Regions from separate parts of the Mus musculus genome. Here region 1 is linked to region 2. The links are chromatin loops, found by intact Hi-C in ENCODE. Cell type or tissue: left cerebral cortex. All regions are shown on one strand. Each heading gives the region's core, and the rest is flanking DNA. Links, peaks and the distances in the headings are about the cores only.

What was found. Peaks named below come from ENCODE experiments on the same cell type or tissue, not always from the same donor. Only the 100,000 strongest peaks of a DNase experiment are listed, where the experiment ranks them.
Region 1: it touches region 2 in a loop (2.5-fold over the local background); 1 of 42 quality-filtered maps calls a loop at or near these places.

The regions. Positions count from the first base shown.
Region 1 is chr15:81,692,509-81,702,447 of GRCm38, reverse strand. It overlaps Chadl (chondroadherin-like), which reads left to right and starts at 5,161. Exons shown (of 6, transcript NM_001164320.1): 1 at 5,161-5,219; 2 at 6,424-6,598; 3 at 7,205-8,914; 4 at 9,295-9,461. The coding sequence starts at 5,212. In left cerebral cortex, for the core only: a CTCF peak has its summit at 4,372 (motif pointing left); DNase peaks (open chromatin) are centred at 4,358 and 5,088.
Region 2 is chr15:81,808,720-81,818,658 of GRCm38, reverse strand. It overlaps Tef (thyrotroph embryonic factor), which reads right to left and starts at 7,245. Exons shown (of 4, transcript NM_017376.3): 1 at 6,939-7,245; 2 at 3,398-3,715. The coding sequence starts at 7,089. In left cerebral cortex, for the core only: a CTCF peak has its summit at 6,092; DNase peaks (open chromatin) are centred at 5,820, 6,065, 7,283, 7,670 and 2 more places; H3K4me3 peaks cover 2,876 bases; H3K27ac peaks cover 4,613 bases.

The DNA.
Region 1 (9,939 bases), core at 1,821-6,820, 120 kb after region 2:
CCCATGCATGCGAAACATTCATACACTTAAAAGTACATAAAGCTAAAGAAGAAAAGCTGGTACCGAGCTACATGGTGATATTTTGTCTCAAAGGCACATGTGGAAGGCAGGAAGCTTGCCTAGGCTCACGGCCAGCCTAGCCTGGTTTGCATGGTTCAACTCCAGGCCAGGCAGGGCGGCCTTTAAGACTAAAAAACAAAACAAGGACTAAAAGATGGTTAAGTTTATATACTGCTCTTGCAGAGGGCCCTGAGTTCAGTTCCCAGCACCCACACATGGTAGCTCCAGAAGATCAAAGGATCTAATATCTGGCCTCTGAGGTAGTCAGCATTCATGGACTATAGCACACAGGTACACCTACTTTCAAATAAAAAGGTAACAGATTGCATATAGGAATATGGGGGGCGGGGGGCGTTAAGAGCACTGACTGCTCTTCTGAAGATCCTGAGTTCAAATCCCAGCAACCACATGGTGGCTTACAACCATCTATAATAATATCTGATGCCCTCTAATGCTGTGTCTGAGAAGACAGCTACAGTGTATTCATCCATAAAAATACTTAAAAAAAAAAAAAAAGATGGGAGGGCTAGAGAGATGGCTCAGTGATTAAGAGCACTGACTGCTCTTCTAGAGGTTCTGAGTTTAATTCCCAGCAAACACATGGTGGCTCACAACCATCTGTAATGGAATCTAGTGCCCTCTTCTGGTGTGTCTGAAGACAGCAATGGTATACTCATACATAAAATAAATCTTAAAAAAAAAAAAAACAGGGCTGGAGAGATGGCTCAGGGGTTAAGAGCACTGGCTGCTTTTCCAAAGGTCCTGAGTTCAATTCCCAGCAACCACGTGGTGGCTCACAACCATCTATAATGAGGTCTGGTGCCCTCTTCTGGTGCGTAGGCATACATGCAGGCAGAACATTGTATACATAATAAATAAATCTTTAAAAAACATGTAAAATTTAAAAAAACATATGGGCTGGAGAGATGGCTTAGCATTTAAGAGCACTGACTCTTAACTCTTCCAAAGGTACTGAGTTCAAATCCCAGCAACCACACGATGGCTCACAACCATCCATAACGAGATCTGACTCACTCTTCTCGAGTGTCTGAAGACAGCTACAGTGTACTTACATATAATGAATAAATAAATCTAAATATATATACATATATATATATATGTATGTATGAACCTAGCTATGCTAGCTCACACCTTTAATCCCAGCACTCAGGATACAGAAGCAGGTGGATCTGAGAGTTCAAGGCCAGCCTGGTCTACAGAGAGAGTTCCAGGACACTCAGGGCAGTTAGGGCTTCACAAAGAAACCAGGTCTTGAAAACTATTTTTTAAAAAAATGCACTTTTGGAGAGATGGCTAAATGGTTAATAGCCACACTTGTTACCCTTACAGAGAAGCCGAGTTCAGTTCCCAGCGCCCCTGTGGCCATTCCGCAGAGGAACAATCTGCAAGAGGCAAGAAGGCAGTTTGCTTCAACACAACCAAGTAGCTATCGATTCAAACTTTGGGGGAGTTTATTTTAGGCACACTTAATGACAACAATCTGTAAAGTACACGGACACGTTCAGAAGATCGGTTCTAGAGGCTGAGAAAAACAAGCTCACACCGGTCTGGGGGAGGATCCCACGTGATCTTGGCCACACAGATAAGTGTAAAGGTCACCCGGCTATTAACCAGCCTTCTGGGTGGGTAAAAGGTTAAGCATCCTTTCCTTTGAAGGAACAACCCAAGAGTTGTTCTAATGCTGATCTGTGAAATCTCTGTGCCTCCTACAGCTCAAAACCTTACAACAAAACAAAAACATGATTTGGGGCTAGGGAGAGGGCTCAGAAGTTAAGCATAGATACTGCTCTTGCAGAGGGCATAGGTTCAGAACCCACCTAGGAGCTCACAATAGCCTTTAAGTCAAATTTCAGAGGGTTCAACTCACTCTTCTGCCCTCCATGGCTGCATGAATGCACTTGATCTGCATATACTCAAGCGAGGAAAGGTATGAAATTACCTTACTGTTGTAAAAGCCAGAGAAGGCCCACAGCTCACACCCTAAAGGAGAAAACGGAACTGCTTGGGTGTGGTGATCCACATGGTTGGGGAGTGAGGCAGAAAGATTGCTGTGAGTTTGAGAACAGCCTAGACTGCAGTGTTCAGAGTAAGATTTCATCTGGGGGGTGGGGGGGCAGGAGGCAAAACTTTACAAGACAAAGATGTCCACTTACAAGTGGTGCATACCTTTAATCCCCACACTTTGGGAGGCAGATATCCAGTTCAAGGCCAGCCTGGTCTACAAAGTGAATCCAGGACAGCCAGGGCTACACAAAGAAGAAACCCTTTCTCAAACAGAAAATAAAAGCGCATACTGCTCTAACAGAGGACCTGAGTTCCATTACTAGCACCCATGTCAGGTAACTCACAACTTCCTGTAACTCTAGCTCCAGAGAATCCAGTGCCCTCTTCTGAACTCCCTGGGTACCTACATTCATGCACATACCCACACACATAATTTTGAAATAGGGTTTCTCTGTGTAGCCCTGTAGTACTCTGTAGACCAGGCTTGGCCTTGAACTCAGAGACCCTCCTGTCTCTGCCTCCTGAGTACTGTGGTAAAGGTGTGTGCTATCTATCACTGCCTGGATTTGAGCTCTGGAATTTAAAGCCAGCTTATGAAATAGAGATGCCATCTGAAAAGAGAGGAGGAGGAGGAAGGAGGAGAAGAGGAGGAGGAGGAGGAAAAAAAGGAAGAGGAGGAAGAAGAGGAAGAAGAGGAAGAAGGAGAAGAGGAGGAGGAGGAAGCGGAAGAGAGAAGAATGGAATGGCACTCATTGTTTGGACCAGAGAGCACACGTACTTTTCAAGAGAAATGAATTTTAAGCTATTCTAATGAATTGCCGTAGGATTGCCCTTCATCAACAGCTGTACTACCGGCTTATACTCCATAGAAATGAAAGCAAAGATACAAATGAACACTGTGCACTAGTTCTTTAGATCTATTCTCAGGCTAGAATCAAGAGGTAGAAGCAACCCAGTGTCGCATCCGCCAGAGGACTAAGCTGAACAAAGCAAAGCCGCTCATACAAGGGAGGTCCTCTGCCACAGAGCCGACGGGACTTCCGTTGGATATAAAACGGAGGTGGAGGAGATGAGTAGTTAAGCTCACTTACATTTAGTATGTTTGTGGTATATTCATCCATACATTGGATATTTTGTAGCAATAGGAAAGGCTTAGTTTTTTACATCCCTGCCCCCTGGCCTTGAGATAGGCATACACCTTTTATCCCAGTCGTTGTGAGTCAAAGGATGAGGATCTTGTGTTCTGAGTACTCCTTGGCTACAGTGTATTGAAGGCTAGCCTGGGCTATGTGAGACATTCTTAAAATACACCCAGGCATGCTGGGCAGTGGTGGCGCACGCCCTTAATCCCAGCACTTGGGAGGCAGAGACAGGCAGATTTCTGAGTTCAAGACCAGCCTGGTCTACAGAGTGAGTTCCAGGACAGCCAAGGCTATACAGAGAAACCCTGTCTCAAAAACCTAAATAAATAAATAAACCAACCAACCAACTACGTATCTCAGTGGTGATGGCACATACCTTTTGTCCCAGCACTTCAAAGCTGGAGCCAGAGACAAGAGCCATCTCAGATGCATAGCAACTTTGAATCCACCCAGGATTACACAACACCAGGATTACACAACACTGAAAACTGAAAGCTGCCATGCACCAGAACCACGGGTCTGAAATGTATGTGAGTGTCTGCTGGGATCCAGCTGTGCTGTCTCTTGATGCAGAGTGTCTGTGGGTTGGTTTGTTTTTTAGACAGTGTCACACTATGTAGCTGTGTCTGGTTGTTAGTTCCTGGAACTAAAGGTGTGTACTACCATATCCAGCCTTGGAAGTTTTGAAATATATACATATATATCCTCCAGAGATGCATGCTTAAATACACCTTTTCTTTTTCTTTTTCTTTCTTTTTTTTTTTTTTTCCGAGACAGGGTTTCTCTGTGTAGCCCTGGCTGTCTGGAACTCACTTTGTAGACCAGGCTGGCCTCGAACTCAGAAATCCGCCTGCCTCTGCCTCCCGAATGCTGGGATTAAAGGCCTGTGCCACCACGCCCGGCTACCTTTTATTTTCAGGACAAGGTTTCAGTGATCCCAGGCTGGCCTTTAACTTTCTATGTAGCCAAAGTCTGGCCTTGAATTTCTAACTCCACTAACAGAAAAAAGGGGAGGGGAGAAGAGGAGCTGTAAAAATATCTAAGACAGGACTAGACAGGGGGCTCATTGTAGAGGACCTGGGTTCAAATCCCTCACATGGAGGTTGACATATCTGTGATTCTACTTTGGAGGCTCTGGCGCCCTCTTCTGGTCTCTATGGGTACCAGCCATGCTTCAATGCACTCTACACATATAGACCACTCACATATAAAGTTAAAAAAAAAAAAAAACTAAAAAAATGTAAAATATCTCAGATGAACCGGTAAGTCTGGTATGTTCTTTAACCCTTCTAGTTCCATCTCCTAAGGTGTACACAACCACCTGGTTTACGCCTTAGGTCTGTTTATAGAATGAAACACCATATAATCCATTAGAAAGTGGATATAACGCTAGGCACCAATTTGGATATCCTCAATAATACGTTCACATGAGAAGGAGAATAGTTGCAGGATACAGATTTATGTGTGTGTAGCAGCTTCAGTGTGTGTGAGTGCATAAGCTCACGGAAAGGAAGGAGTTAAGGGCTCCCCTGTGCCTGGGTTCCAGGCTCCTACCTTAACTCCTGCAGCAACCTCCTGAGCTAGCTTTTAACTTTCAGTTGCTGAATAGTTCTTCCTAGGGTCGCGCGGAGTCCACAGGAGCCCAGTGATGCTCACCCACCAAAAGGCTCCTCCAGACACCACCCCCCCCATCTCCATCGCCACCCATGCCCACCGGCCAGTCCAAGGACTCAGGCCTGAGCCACGTTGTTAAGCCTGTGCTGCAATGGCAGCCTGTAACTCCAGCCTCTGCTCCCACCCCCTGCCCACAGGCTGGGGAAGCCCCAGCTCGGCTGGGCTGCTTACAATGCTTCCCATTCAGCTCGGTCCTGGCTGCCAAGCCCATGGGCAAAGGGGGGTGGGTACTGCCGGTGGCCAGGCAAGGACTGTCCCTGGTCTTTCCCTTGTGTGGGGCCTCCAGACAAGGCTGGCAGTTCCAGTCGGCATGGAGAGGTGAGTTTTGGGGCCCAGGGAGTTAGAACTAGATGGCTAGAGAGGGTCAGTTATCTGCTTGTGCCTCTGAGAGGCCAGCTATGGAGCCACGGGATCCTCCTGTACCTGAGGTTCCCCAGAGGTGGCCCCTAAACCAACCCCAGAGGTAGCTGTGCCTGTGCATCCTGTGGGGGTAGTGCTTTGTAGCCTTATGAAGTGGGATCTGTGGCAGTCCTCTTCGCCCTGAACCTTTTTCCTCTTCAGTTATCAGCCTAATAGGCCTCCTTCCTACCCTGACCCTCAAGCCAGAATCTAGAGAAGGCCGTCAGCGCTGAGAAAGGGGTGACTTCTGGGACTAAAAGGAGACAAAGCCAGACAGTAACAATCCTGGGAGCAACTACAGGGAGGTCCGTGGGATCAGGGAAGGCAGCTCAGAACTTACCTGCGACCCAAGCATATACCAGGGGGAGCTGAGTGAATTCGCTGCTGCTCGGTTTGAACAGTGGTGCCACTCAAGGTGTGTGTTGGAGAATCTAGACATTCTTCTTGAGGCACCAGGAATTTGGGACTTTTCACTCACAGGGACAGCGAGACACTAGGGAGGTTTCTGGAAAATTCCCTCTGGCTGTTGGGTGGAACAGGGGTGGGAAGAGGCCAGGAGAGCCATGGTGGCAACAATCATCCCTAAGAAGAAATGGGCAAGTGGCTGGAGTTGCAAGGTGGAGAGATGGACAGGTAGGTGGGTGCATCAATAAATAGACATGAGACCTACCTTGCCACCTCCCCCGTAGTACATAACTCAGGCCCTCAGTTCCCCTGTCACAGGCCAGTCAGCTGTGTGGACTCAGGTAACACGAGGACAAAGGGGAAGCAGGCACAGAGGCTTGGGCTGCCTGCTTTACCGAGACAGCATCTCTCAGGCTCTTCAGCATCTGGACCTCCTAGTCCACCCTAAAACCTGGGCTAGGTCTGGGCCTTCCCTCCTGCTGCCAAACCAGGGCTGATAACAGAAGCTCCTCTTCCCTCCCCCCATATGACGTGAGGGAAGAGAACCAAGCCGTAGCACTTTCCTGTGCCCAGAGAATGAAGGCCTGAGTCCGGAGTGGGCTGTCCTGGGTCAGGGGTTCAGTGCCCACTAGCATTGGTGTTCCCCATGGACAGCAGCACTCTGTCTGTTTCTCTCTGTCTCTCTCTCTCCCCCGCCCCTTCCTCCCTTCTCTCCCAGGCCCCAGAGCTCCATCTGGGTCTTTATGCTGTTGCTGTTCATGGTGTTGCTCCAGAGCCCAGCCTGGCACGTAGCTGCCCAGCGATGCCCACAGACCTGTGTCTGCGACAACTCAAGACGGCATGTTACCTGCCGGCACCAGAACCTCACCGAGGTGCCAAACACCATCCCTGAGGTCAGGAGAGGGAAAATCCTGGCATGGGTTGGCAGTGTGGCAAGAAAGAGTGGCAGGAGCCTGGGCTACACCAATGGCTCTACCACTGGCTGGCTGGTTCCTGCTTCTTGAGCCTGGGTTATCTAGGTCTGAATGGGAAGAAAAATAACCAGTGAGGGCCAAATCCAATGACACACACACCTTTAACCCCAGGACTCAGGAGGCAGAGGCAGGCAGGTCTCTGAGTTCAAGACCAGCCTGGTCTACAGAGTGAGGTCCAAGCTAACCAGACCCAGGTTTACAACAAATAGCAACAACAAAAATAAACTAAACAAGCCAATAGCAGTATAATTTATTTAAAATCCTTTTCGTGTGGCTGAGATACCTAGATGACCTGCAAATAATAATGTATTTGTGTCAGGTCCTGGGGTGAACTGGGGCGGGGGGTGTCTGGATAAGAAACTTTTTTGCCCGGTGGTGTTATGAACTAATGGGTAAGTAAGGCAAGAAGAAACGGATCACAGTAAGGGCTGCTCTGTGGCTAAAGAGACTCGGAAAGATGATGGGGAGAGGCCAAGGCTCGAGTGCCCATGTGGCTCATTCTCCCTTCCCCTCTCCTGTCCCCAGCTGACCCAGAGGCTGGACCTCCAGGGCAATATACTGAAGGTCCTCCCTGCAGCGGCCTTCCAGGACCTGCCCCACCTCACGCATCTGGACCTGCGGAACTGTCAGGTGGAGATGGTGGCCGAGGGTGCCTTCCGTGGCCTGGGTCGCCTGCTCCTCCTCAACCTGGCTTCCAACCGCCTGAGCACCCTGCCCCAGGAGGCGCTGGACGGGCTGGGCTCGCTGAGGCGCCTGGAGCTGGAGGGGAACATGTTGGAGGAGCTGCGCCCGGGGACCTTCGGCGCCCTGGGCTCGCTGACCACTCTCAACTTGGCCCACAACGCCCTGGTCTACCTGCCCGCCATGGCCTTCCAGGGGCTGCTGCGCACCCGCTGGCTGCAGCTGTCTCACAATGCGCTCAGCGTCCTGGCCCCCGAGGCTCTGGCCGGCCTGCCGGCGCTGCGCCGTCTCAGCCTGCACCACAACGAGCTGCAGGCCCTGCCCGGGGCCGCCCTGTCCCAGGCCCGCAGCCTGGCGCGGCTGGAGCTGGGTCACAACCCGCTCACCTACACGGGAGAGGAGGACGGCCTGGCGCTGCCCGGCCTGCGGGAGCTCGCACTGGACCACGGGTCCCTGCAGGCCCTGGGGCCCCGGGCCTTCGCCCACTGCCCGCGCCTGCACACCCTCGACCTCCGCGGGAACCAGCTCACCACCCTGCCCCCGCTACAGGTCCCCGGCCAGCTGCGCCGCCTGCGGCTGCAGGGCAACCCGCTGTGGTGCGCCTGCCACGCACGGCCCCTGCTCGAGTGGCTGGTGCGCGCTCGGGTGCGCTCGGATGGCGCGTGCCGGGGCCCGCGGCGCCTGCGAGGCGAGGCCCTGGATACGCTGCGGCCCTCTGACCTGCGCTGCCCGGGCGACGCGGCGGCGGGGGACGGGGATGGGGACGAGGACGAGGACCGGCCGGCCGGTCCCCGCGCTCCTCCTCTTCGCTCCCCGCACGGAGAGGCCGCGTGGGCCACGCCCTGCCCTCCAGCCTGCGCGTGCGTCGCCGAGACCCGGCACAGCACTTGCGACGGCCGCGGCCTGCAGGCCGTGCCCCGCGGCTTCCCCAACGACACCCAGCTCCTGGACCTGAGGCGCAACCACTTCCCCTCGGTGCCCCGCGCGGCCTTCCCGGGCTTGCGCCACTTGGTGTCGCTGCACCTGCAGCACTGCGGCGTCGCGGAGCTGGAGCCCGGCGCCTTGGCCGGCCTGGACCGCCTGCTCTATCTCTACCTCTCCCACAACCAGCTCTCGGGCCTGAGCGCCGCCGCCCTCGAAGGGGCCCCCAACCTGGGCTACCTGTACCTGGAGCACAACCGCTTCCTGAGGATCCCGGGGACCGCTCTGCGGGCCCTACCCACCCTTGTCTCGCTACACCTCCAGGACAACGCGGTGGACCGCCTGGCGCCCGGGGATCTGGCAGGAGCGCGGGCTTTGCGCTGCCTTTACCTGAGTGGCAATCACATCACCCAGGTTTCACCCGGGGCGCTCGGTCCAGCGCGGGAGCTGGAGAAGCTGCACCTCGACAGAAACCGGCTGCGAGAGGTGCCGACTGGAGCCTTGGAGGGGCTGCCGGCGCTCAAGGAGCTGCAGCTCTCGGGGAACCCGCTCCGGGCTCTTCCAGACGGCGCCTTTCAGCCCGTGGGGCGGTCGCTGCAGCAGCTCTTCCTGAATAGCAGTGACCTGGAGCAGGTGGGTGCTGGCTGATGTGCAGGCAGCAAGCACGCGTCCCTAGGAGGCATTCCTTCGGCAAGCATTTAAGGCAGGGCATGAGAACGCTAAGATAATCCAAACGTCCCCCTCAGCCCTTAAGGAGTTCAGGTGCAGCTAGAGGCATGGGAGAACTTGAGTCTGAGCAGTTACCTGCTCTTAAGAGTCTTGGCCGTCATAAGGGTGGGGTTCCGGCCTAACTGAAAGAACCTGGGCATTGTGTGACTTGGAATAAGATCAACCTGGGTTCTAACCTCCGGACTACCCCTCCACCGTAGACCACCTTGGGCCTTCCATCTCTCTCCTGGCACAGCCCAACCCTGCGGTGGAGGCTCACCACAGGACTGGGCTCTTCCTTGCAGATTTCTCCCAGGGCCTTCTCAGGCCTGGGAAAAGGGCTGCGGAGCTTGTACCTGCACAAGAATCAACTTCAGTCCCTGCCTGCCCCGCTGGGGCTCAGCGGGCTGGAGCTGGTCGACCTCAGCGGTAATCCTTTCCACTGTGACTGCCAGCTGCTCCCGCTGCACAGGTACACCCCCGGCGGGACTCCCACCCCTGGTCAGGACCAGCTGTCTCGCCAGTCAAGCCCAGCTATCTCCTCGGAGGGACTGTGGCTGTGCGCCACTGAGCCTTGGGATGGTGTTTAGCTAACAGGTTACTTATAGTTCAGCAAGGAAAGCCAGGATGGGGGCTTTAGGCAGGAACTTCTGGGAGGCAGAGATGAGGGAGGAACACTGATTTCAGGTGTGCTCAGCTTGCTTTCCTATATAACCCAGGACCACCTACCTGGGCTGGCAACTGCTCTTCCAAAGGTCACGAGTTCAAATCTCAGAAGTTGGCCTGAGCTTCGTGAGACCCAGTCCTTGTTGTTCTAATAGAACAAGCATCTGTGGGCAAGCGAGCCGACTACTCTAGTAAGTTTAGGCTCTGAGTCCTGTGAAGGGATGGGGAGCAGCCCAGCCACGTCGTTGTGGCTGCTGGAGAACCAGTGAGGCAGACTGTGCCTG
Region 2 (9,939 bases), core at 3,004-8,003:
CACTGTCCTTCAACTGCAGAATGGTTACACAGTGGTGTGCAGTGTGCTCACATGGCATTAGTCACCAATGGGGACTGGCAAACTTCCCCTACAGTGACATGACTTTCACAAAACACTGTATAAAGGAGGACAGGCACAAAACACACACTACTGATGCCTTTTCTACAAAGGGAGTGAGAAAAATAAAGGCTTTTAGTTTCGTATCTACCTTTCTATGTAGCTCAGGCTGGACTGAATTCATGGCTATCCTCCTGCCTTAGTTTCGTGAGTACTAGGATCACAGGTATTAGTCAACATACCCAGCTTTCTATTAAGTATGTTCTGTGAAACTATTTTAGTTTCTGAGACAAGTTCTCACTATTGTGTAGCTCTGTATGTCCTAAAACTCACTCTGTAGACCAGGATAGCCTCAAGCTCACAGAGATCTGCCTGCTTTTTGCCTCCCAAGTGCTGGAATTGAAGTGTGTGCCACCATGCCCAGCATGTTTTGTTACCATTAAGACAATAAAATGCCCACATAATTTATATGTATATTATAAAACTACATAAAGTTATAAAAGGGTAGTGATGCAATGAATTTACAATTATAATTATTACTATGTGTGCACATGTATAGTGTTGGAAATTAAACCTGGGAGCCCCAAAATACAAGGGAAACACTTGACTATTGCATTGCATCCTCTGCTCACACTTGGAACATTTATTTGTGTATGTGTGTGTGAGCGCTCATGCACATACCACTGTACAAGAATGGAGGTCAGAGGATAATTTGTAGAAGTCAGTTCTCTCCCATAACGTCTTCAGACCTGATGGCAAGCATCCTTGCTGATAAGCCATCTTGGTGACCCTGACCCTTGCTGATCAGGTCTCTGACGGCTGTCCTAGAATTCAGTCTAGTAGTTCAGGCTGGCCTAGAGCTCATTTTATAAACCAGGCTGGCCTTAAGTTGTGACAATCTTCTCTCACTGCTTCCTGAGTACTGAGAACCCACTTGTAGTATTTAAAAACAAAACAGAGGACAGTTGTATTGATAAGAAGCTCAGCTATTAACAAATGTAATCTATGGTGATAAAAACCGGGATTGCCTTTGAGAAGCTAACTGCCCAGAGTCACAGGCACATCATGGATACCAACACAGTTCTGCATCCTGATTTGGACAGTACTGACGTGGGTGGTTCACCCTGTGAGGATCCACTGAGCTGTACACTGATATGGACTGAGTATGGTGCCACATGCCTTTATTACCAGTTCTTGGGGACAGAGGCAGGCAGGTCTCTGTGATGTACTATCAATTCTACATGTAAAGTGTTTAAACATTCTTTAATGTGTCTACACGAGTGTGTGTCCATGTCAGGGCCAGAGTTTAATGCTGGGCATCTTTCTCAATCACTCTACCTTTTTTAACCTTTCACTCGTTTTTTTTTCTAGGTGTGTGCATCTGCACACATTATCATGCAGCATGTTTGAAGGCCAGAGGACAACTTACAAGAGCTGTTTATCTCCTCCCACTGTGTGGGTCCTGGGGCTCAGCTGTCCTTACTATACATACAGTGGACCCAAAATTGAGTCCCACCACCCCATCAAACTTCATGGAAAATTCCTTTTTCTGCTGAGCCATCTTGCCAGTTCACTCTTCCTTCTTTTTTGAGATAGGGTCTCTCACAGAGCCTGAGTTGTCTCTACAGCCTGGCTGCCCGAAGTGTCTGGCCGCCGCAGTGCCACACCCACAGGTGTTAGGGGTCTGAACTGTCTACTGATTTACTGACTTACTACTAAGCCATGTCTGTTTTTTCTTTCCGTTTATTTACTTCATGTGTATGAATGTTCTATTTCCATGCATGTGCATACACCACGTGCATGACTGTTGAATCCTTTGGAACTGGTGTTATAAATGGTTGTGAGATACAATGTGGGTGTTGGGAACCAAACTCAGGTCCTCTATAGGAACACTAAATGATCTTAATGGCTGAGCCATTTCTCCAAATCATTTCCTTTGTCTTTAATTTTTATTTAATTAAAATTTATTTTGCAGTGCTGAGAAAGAAACCCAAGCAAGGCTTTTAAAAAATATTTATTTTGTATCTATGCATGTCTGTCTGTATACCACATGCATACCTGTTACCCAAAGGGGCCAGAAGTGGGTGTTAGATGCCCTGGGACTAGATAGTTACAGATAGTTGTAAGCCACCATGTATGTGCTGGGAATCCAAACCCGGGTCTTCTGGAAGAGCAACCAACACTCTTAAGTGCAGAGCCATCTTTCCAGTCTAGAACCCAAGGTTCTGTGCCTGCTAAACAAGCCCCCAGCCACTGAATTATTGAACTTGTGATCCTCCTGCCTCAGCCTTCTGTGTAATAAGGATTACAGATGTATTGGGGCTGCAGAGATACAGTGGCTAAAACCATGTGCTGCTTTTGCAGTAAACCTGAGTTCAGTTCCCAGCATCCATGTGTTAGCCCCCATAATTAAAAATAATAAATCTAAAAGGATATTTCAGATACACAGTAAAATGCTCTAACAGTGATATACACTCCAACTTCTTACTTTCTATATTTTATTTGAAAACTTTCCCTTTTGAAAAGTTAAAACAGAAACCTACCATGAGAGCTTTGTGGTGTGGGTCCCGGAAGGTACCTGCCATCGTGTCTCGAAGACTACAGAAACTCTGCATGGCTTCTGGACAGGGAGACAAACCTTCCCCAGTGGGTTTATGTTCAGATATGAAAGCAAATCAACCAAAACCAAAGCCAACCAACCAACCAACCAAACAAACAAAAAACAACCTCCAAGCCAAAACAGTCTTTAGATCCTGAAGGATTTTGTTTTTGTTTTGTTTTAAAGCAGTGGGAATATCATTTGTGCTAGTGCCTGAGCAGTACCTGCCTGTGCAGATGAGTGTCTTGGGTTCAAATGCTACATCAATACCTTTCAGCTGGGTGACTTGGGCGAGTTTCTTCCTTCTCTGTGCCTCAGTGTCCTCATCTAATCTTGTAAGATTGTATTGATGGCTTTTTGTTAAAGCTGGAAATAGACTTAGTCCTAAGTAAGTGTTAGCGTACAGTCAGGATGACAGTAACAGTGCTGTTTAGTAGTGTTGCCTAAACCTCCCAAGAATCTGTGGCCAAAATACAGCATCAAATGAAAATAGGACTCCTCCAGCAGAGCTACGCCTGGGCACTCACTCCGCATCCTCAGCAGTGCCCCAGCAAAGGAAGACTGCTGCCATGGTGACTGTTTTATCCCAGCCTTACAGACAGTACTCAAGGGTTCCTCTAGTCTGCAGCCCACCAGGCCTGCTTCAGAAAAGGGGCACACAAGAGAGTGGACAGTGGGACTCAGGTGGAAGTGGGCACCTTAGCTGAGACAGGTGGGCCTTCCCAGAGTCGTGTCACCAACCTGTGCTGGACACGGTTTCCGAGGGCTGAAAGATGGCAGTAGAGGAAGATGGTGGCGATGCCGTGGAAGAGCTGGCAGACTCCTTTCCTTCAAGCTCTGCCACAGGCAGCAGCAGGTTCTGTGCCAGGTGGGTGGGGCTGGCAGGGATGCCGTTCTCCAGCAGGAACTCATCCAGGTCCATGTACTCGAGGTGGAAGGACTCGCCATCGTAGGGGATGGTCTTGTCCCAGATGGGTGGCATGAGGGAGGCAGAGACGGCCATGGTACTGGCTGCTGCTGACTCGTCTTCCTCCAGCTTTTCCTTCCCCTTTTCCTTATCTGCAAACAAAATCTATGATGAGACACTACACAAGAGAGTAACTTATCCCATGATGGCGTCAGTGAGCCTTGGAGAAGACCCATCTTCCTCAGAGGCCTGTTTCCATCCAAACCCTACATATATGTTTCAAGAACACATCCTGTCTTCTCACTGCACCCTGATGAACTAAGCAGGCTGGTCTCCTTGGGGAGTGGTACTACATTCTCTTCTGTGTCTGGCCTTTGTGAAATGCTAGCTGCATATTCTGAGGCATGAGGAGGTCCCAGAGTTAATACAAAATAGACTGTGGGCAGGCATCTATAGGAGAGGCTAGGAGGAAGGAAGTGATGCTTCTGACCTTTACTGATATCTTAGTATGGAAAGGGCTGAGATCCCCAAGCCAATAACTTCTAGGTTCCCCCGTCCTTTCCCCTGCAGTTAGGTTTCTCCATAGCAACCCAGGGCTGCTACCCACTAGCTGTGGGACATGTGACCAGATCCATGTTACTTAACCTGAGTGTGTTTCACTGTCGCCTATTTTGTGAAGAACAGAGACAGCATGTGAAAATGACTATTACCAAGTGCATGTACACAGTACACATTCGTTATTGCTATGAGCTCACTGAGGGCACGGACTGTGTTGCATTCAGTTCCAGATTTCAGAGGCCAACAAAGAGGCTAAGCAATGGCTGTGGGAGCCTGTGCAATGCCTGGAGAACACTGGACTTTCAGACAAATTGGCTTCAGGTGACTGCAATGAGAGGCTCTGGAGCTCTTCTCAGAGCTCAGTTCAGAAGGCTTTATCCCTGAGTAAGCAGAAAAGACTGGGGGCAGGTTTCCTGGGAGGAGGGAGAAGGGAGGAGCTGAAGAAGAAAGACTGCTTCTATTCAAAGCAAAGCTAATCAATTAGTGAAGACCAAATCCCCCATGTCTTAGTCAAAAGGTTATGCGCATGGATATCCAAGAGGGGGCAATTAAGAAAAAAAAATACAGAGAAATGTGACAAGACAAGAAGGCAATCAGAGTGAGAAAGAGGCTCATCAGAGAAGTGGGAGATGATCATGACACGTTCATAATAGGTTTTCAAAATTGAAGGAGACAACTTTGAACCCTGGATTTAGAAGTAAAAAAAAAAAGAGAGACACATCAAATATTATTATGTTGGAGGAAAACCAGCCATGCTTGGGTCCCAAGAGCAGACAGCCAAAAGGGAGCCATTAGTCCAAGAACAATGACCAGACCCCGTGAGTTGGAGATTCTCATAAGCACAACTTGCTCATAGCTTGTAATATGATTTAACATCAATTCTTATGGCTGCCTTTTTAATTTAATTTTTTAAAACCAGGCTTTGATTTAAAAACAACTGGGAGGCAACAAAACTCCCAGCCTATGGGCTGGGTGGGCCAGATGGTCTCTCTGAGTCCACATTCTGTTCAGAAACGACTGGACCAGTCGGGTGGGGTCACTTGGGATCAAAAGAGGTAAGAGAAGCAAGGAGATAAAAAGCAGCTTGACAGAAGGACAAGCAACAGGAAGTTCCTCATTTTGCCTGACTAAAGCAATTAAAACATTTTTTTTCCTGATTTTCTGAGATAGGGTCATGAAATCCGGGGTGACTTCAAACTTGATGTGCATCAGAGGATGACCTTGAACTAGTGGTCCCCCTGCCTCTACCTCTCCAGTGCTGAGATTGCAAACAAGCACCACTACAATCAGTCAGGCTATCACAATCCAGTGTTTGTAAGGTCAAGTTTTAAATTAATTTCAAAAGGTAAATGACCGACGTGTCCAGGACTTAAATCACAGGGACTGACACCAGTGGTTTGTCAGTTTCATACAACAGAAAGAACACCAAACCAAGAGCCAGAAGGCCCACCCATGTGACCTTGAGAAACCATCTATGCCTCTCAGGAGTCTCAACTTTCCTCACCTAGAAGTGGAGAGGTAGTAACCCAAACAAGATAAGACTATGTCAAAATGCTTTGTGAGTGTGGGCAAATGCAAAGCAAAACCCCAGTATGGCCTGGTCCTCTCTGGTGAGCTTAGGCAAGAGCTGCCAGATGTGAGCACCAGCCCTTGCAGTTTGTCTTACACTCAGATCTGGATGGAGTCATCACCTTCATACAAACAAAAGCGTTTGTGCACATGAGGTCCTGAGGCAGGAGGAGAGAATCTAGCCTCACCTGATGAGCAGAAGCTATTTATAACGTAACAGGGACAACCATAAGCACAGCAGCCCCAGAACACACCCAAGGAAAGAAACAACAGCATTTTAGAAAGGGAAATGAGATCCCTGATACAAGCAATCCACAAACAGCCAAGTCCTTCCCAGATACCCTAATTAAGCTGAGCTCTTGGAAATCTGAAGATCTCAGACTGAAAGCACACATCAATGGACCTAAAACCCCACAATAGGTGGCAGTCCTGCTGCTCTTCCAGGCCAAATACCCAGGCCAAGTCTGCTTTCCACACCAGGCCCCAGGGACTCTTGTGGCCTGGGCAATTCGATGAAGCCCGGTCCTGCTATTGTGATTCCCAACAATCAACCAGGAGAAGGACCTGAGTGGCCACATTCTAACCCTCATCACAGCCCTACTTTGCCCAGCCTTCATTCCCTTAATTTTTTTTTAAACCAGGCTTTGATTTAAAAACAACTGGGAGACACTACCGACCCTCATCTCAAATTGCCTCCTCCATCCACACCTCCCAGGGATGCATTTCCAGTAAAGCACCACCGTGGACCTGCTCACTGTCCACTCGTAGAGAGGAGGAATCGTCTTCCTCCAGGACGGACCAAAGACATACAAAGGCCATCTGCTATACTGATCAGGGCCTCTCAAACTTTGGTGGTGAACTCTGCACCCACGAGGGTGCAGTGGAGTGTTTCTTAAAATACACGCTCTGTCTCAAGATCCGCAGACTAGGTGAGGTCCAGGAACCCGCATTTGAAGGCAAGCAGTATCCTCAGGATTTGGATGCAGGCGGCCCCACTGGAGCCCCCTCTAAGTGGCGGCTTCCTTGCAAAGTTCTGTTGACTTGTCCTTTCCAGATCACCCCCTGACTTTCTCTCTGGGCTAGAGGCCTAGTCCAGCAGGCCCCTAGTCATGCCCGGGCCCGCATAAACACCACACCACTGGACCGCTTCACCCTGACCTCTGACCCGGCCCGGGCCGGCCCGCCCCCACAAGGCCCCGCCTTTACAGAAACCCCGCCCCCAGACACGCGCGAGCCCCCCCCCCTCACCGAGGCGCGTCTCGCGCGGGGGGTTCTCCATCAGCTTCTTCAGGACCAGAGGGAAGGAGCCCGACAGGCCCCGTTCTCCAGCTGCACGCCCCGGGCCCGGCCCCGCCTGAGGCTCCACAGGCGGCTTCTTCCCGCCGCCCGCGTCGGACATCGTGCCCTGCGCCCCACTCGTGCGCCTCGCCTCCCCCGCCCGCACCCCGAGACGGGCCGGAGCGGCTCGACCCGCCGCAGCTGCTGACACGGGCAGCACTGCGCAGACGCGCTACTGCACCCCCACCTCTCTCCATCCGCACCCCTCCCGCGGACTGGTTCCGTCTCATTCATTATTCATAAGGCCAGGCCAGCGGTCCCATAGCGTGGCTTCCGATTGGTGCGCGCTGCGTAAGGGCGGGCACAGCTCTTCAGGCTAGGATTGGCTGTGAGAACCAAACGATGTAGACACGTGCTGGGCCAGGTGAGGAGTATCGCTCCGCCTGCCCGGGAGCGTCGGGCCCTTCTGCGGAGCCCCCCTGTTCTTTTTTGGTCAGTCGCGTCCCTTTCGCCACCACTTTCGTGACTACAGGTTTCCTCCCACCTCATCGCAGCCTCCTTTTTCTCCTTCCCTCGGAGAAGCCACCTCAGAGGAAGGCGGAGCGGGGCGCGACGGCCCAGCCCCGAGGGTCACGTGGAGCGGCAGCAGATGCGGAGCCTCGCGGGGCGGGGCAGTGAGGGAAAGGCTCGCGGCAGCCAATGGGGCAAGAGGGCGGGGCCGGCGCGATTGCACGAGGCTCTGCACGTGCGGCTGCGGCGCGGAGGGGCGGAGAGGGGCGGAGAGGGGCGGGGCTGGCTCTGGCCTAGGCCTAGCCAGGACTGGCCTGTTGTGTTGTTTGGCGGACTCTGCCCGGGGGTAAGGGGACTGGGACGTGGGTAGCCAGCCAGCGCTCCTCCCACGCTCCGCGCGAGGTTAGCGGAGGGCAGGCGGGTCCCAAGCTCCGCTGCTTCAGCGGGTGTCAGGTTGCCCACTGATTTAGGGATTGGGAGCGGGCGTGGTTGCAGAATAAACACTAGTACGGAGAGCGCATTCTTGAAACCTATCCACGAACCAGGGTCCGGACAGACTTCCGTACTACTAGCTGCTCGCTTGTGACCTTGGGAATTATCCAGTTGCTCCACGGGAGCCCATTTCCTCAGTCTTAAAAATTCAACATTGAACTAGAGTCAAAAGCAAAACAAAACATAGTTTCTGGGTTCCTTAGGAAACCTGTGAGCCGTGAAGGGGTGTGCAAACCTTCAAGATGGCTCGCAGAACTTTGTACCTCTTTGCAGTACAAGTCATACTCGGCTTCAAGCCCAGACAATACTAGACGCTCAGGGATTAAGCTCCCAGAGGGGCAGGGACTTGGCTTGTTTATACTCTGTCCCTCCGTCCCTCCCATGGCTCCCTGCCTCGGAAGGAGGAGCTGAGTCTGGCGGAAAGGCAGCCTGTGGTTCATGCGGTAGTTACAGAACACCACAATAGACAGCTAGAAGCGCATGGATTGTGTTAGGACCTGAGGAAAAAGAAATTTAGCTGAGTAAGCCCAAAGGAAGCGGCTAAAGGACGTTGGGTAGCCTTAGGAATAGAGTGATGGACTGTGAATCTAAAATACAAGATTTTGTGATGTTGATCGTTTTCTGAACCTGAATCCTCTAGCCCATTGTTCCATTTCTCCAGTCTGTTCTCCTTTTTGTCAAATGGGGAGAAAGCAGGATGTAGCCTACGGTGTTCCCATGCAAATATCTTTCCTAATTTAATCAAAATTGATGGATATAAATCCAGTGTGGAGAAAGGAAACTGCACAGGAAACCCAGGCGTTGCAGACCTGTCAGGAGGAATCTTATGTATCTAGGATCTCTTTAGGAGAAACTGGCCTAGAGGTTTTTAGCAGTAAATCTGAAAGAGTGACTCCAAGAAAATGAAGCAACATATGAAACTCTAGAAAAGAAAAGCTGGATGAGCAAGATGGCTCATGGGGTAAAGGTGATTGCTGCCAAGTCTGACAACCAGAGTTCAATCTCTGCATACCATGTGATGGCAGGAGGGACTAAATCAAAAATTGTCTTCAGACCTCCATGAACACAATAATTCCTCTTGCACACACAAATGTAACATAATATTTTTTTAAAAGAAGTAGAAATCTCCATGTGATTTGGTTCTAGAGGAACTGTCTAGACTAGACTGAAATGTACATTTTCATGGCTAACTCTTATACTGTTGAGAAGGAGAACAATTCCTAGTGTGGCAGAGGAGGACTGATAAGGTAAGAGCACATCTTGCCTGTCTATAAGGAAGATGACACATGGGAGAAGTGAAGATTCTCACTCCTGCTCTTACTCTCTCTCCATCTCCTTCCCCCTCTTTCCCCTGTCCTTACCCTCCCCCTCTCTTTTGAGCAATAGTCCCCACAAATGGATGATGGACCACCAACCTGGAACAGCTTACCTAAGCAGGTGACTAGGATGCAGGAAGGTAACAGGCCTAGGCTTCAGAAACTGATGTAGCTTTGAGTCTCTTGTCTAGAGACACTTGAGTTTCCCCTGGATAATCAAAAGGTGGATGTTCCCGAAGGAGCATGACAGGCATATTCCCTCTAGTGCTTCTTTGCAAACTGTGGGGGATGGCAGCAATCCACACCACCCTGAAGGCAGGGACATTTCTTTCTCCAGCTGACCTCACGAACCCCAGCTGCCTTTTCTGCTGTTGTCTCCTGTCATTGCTATGGTGACAGCTGTGACAGAGTAGAGGAGTAAGTGCTATGAGAAATAGTTTGCTAATTGCCATAGTGTGAAAGCCCTGTATAGAAATAGACTCCCTCACAGGAACATGTTAGTACCTGGTTAAACTTTAGAAGTATGTGGCAGCTGGGTGTGGTGGTGCACACTTTTAATCCCAGCACTTGGGAGGTAGAGGCAGAGGCAGGTATATCTCTATGTGTTCCAGGCCAGTCTGGTCTACAGAGTGAGTTCCAGGACAACCAAGGCT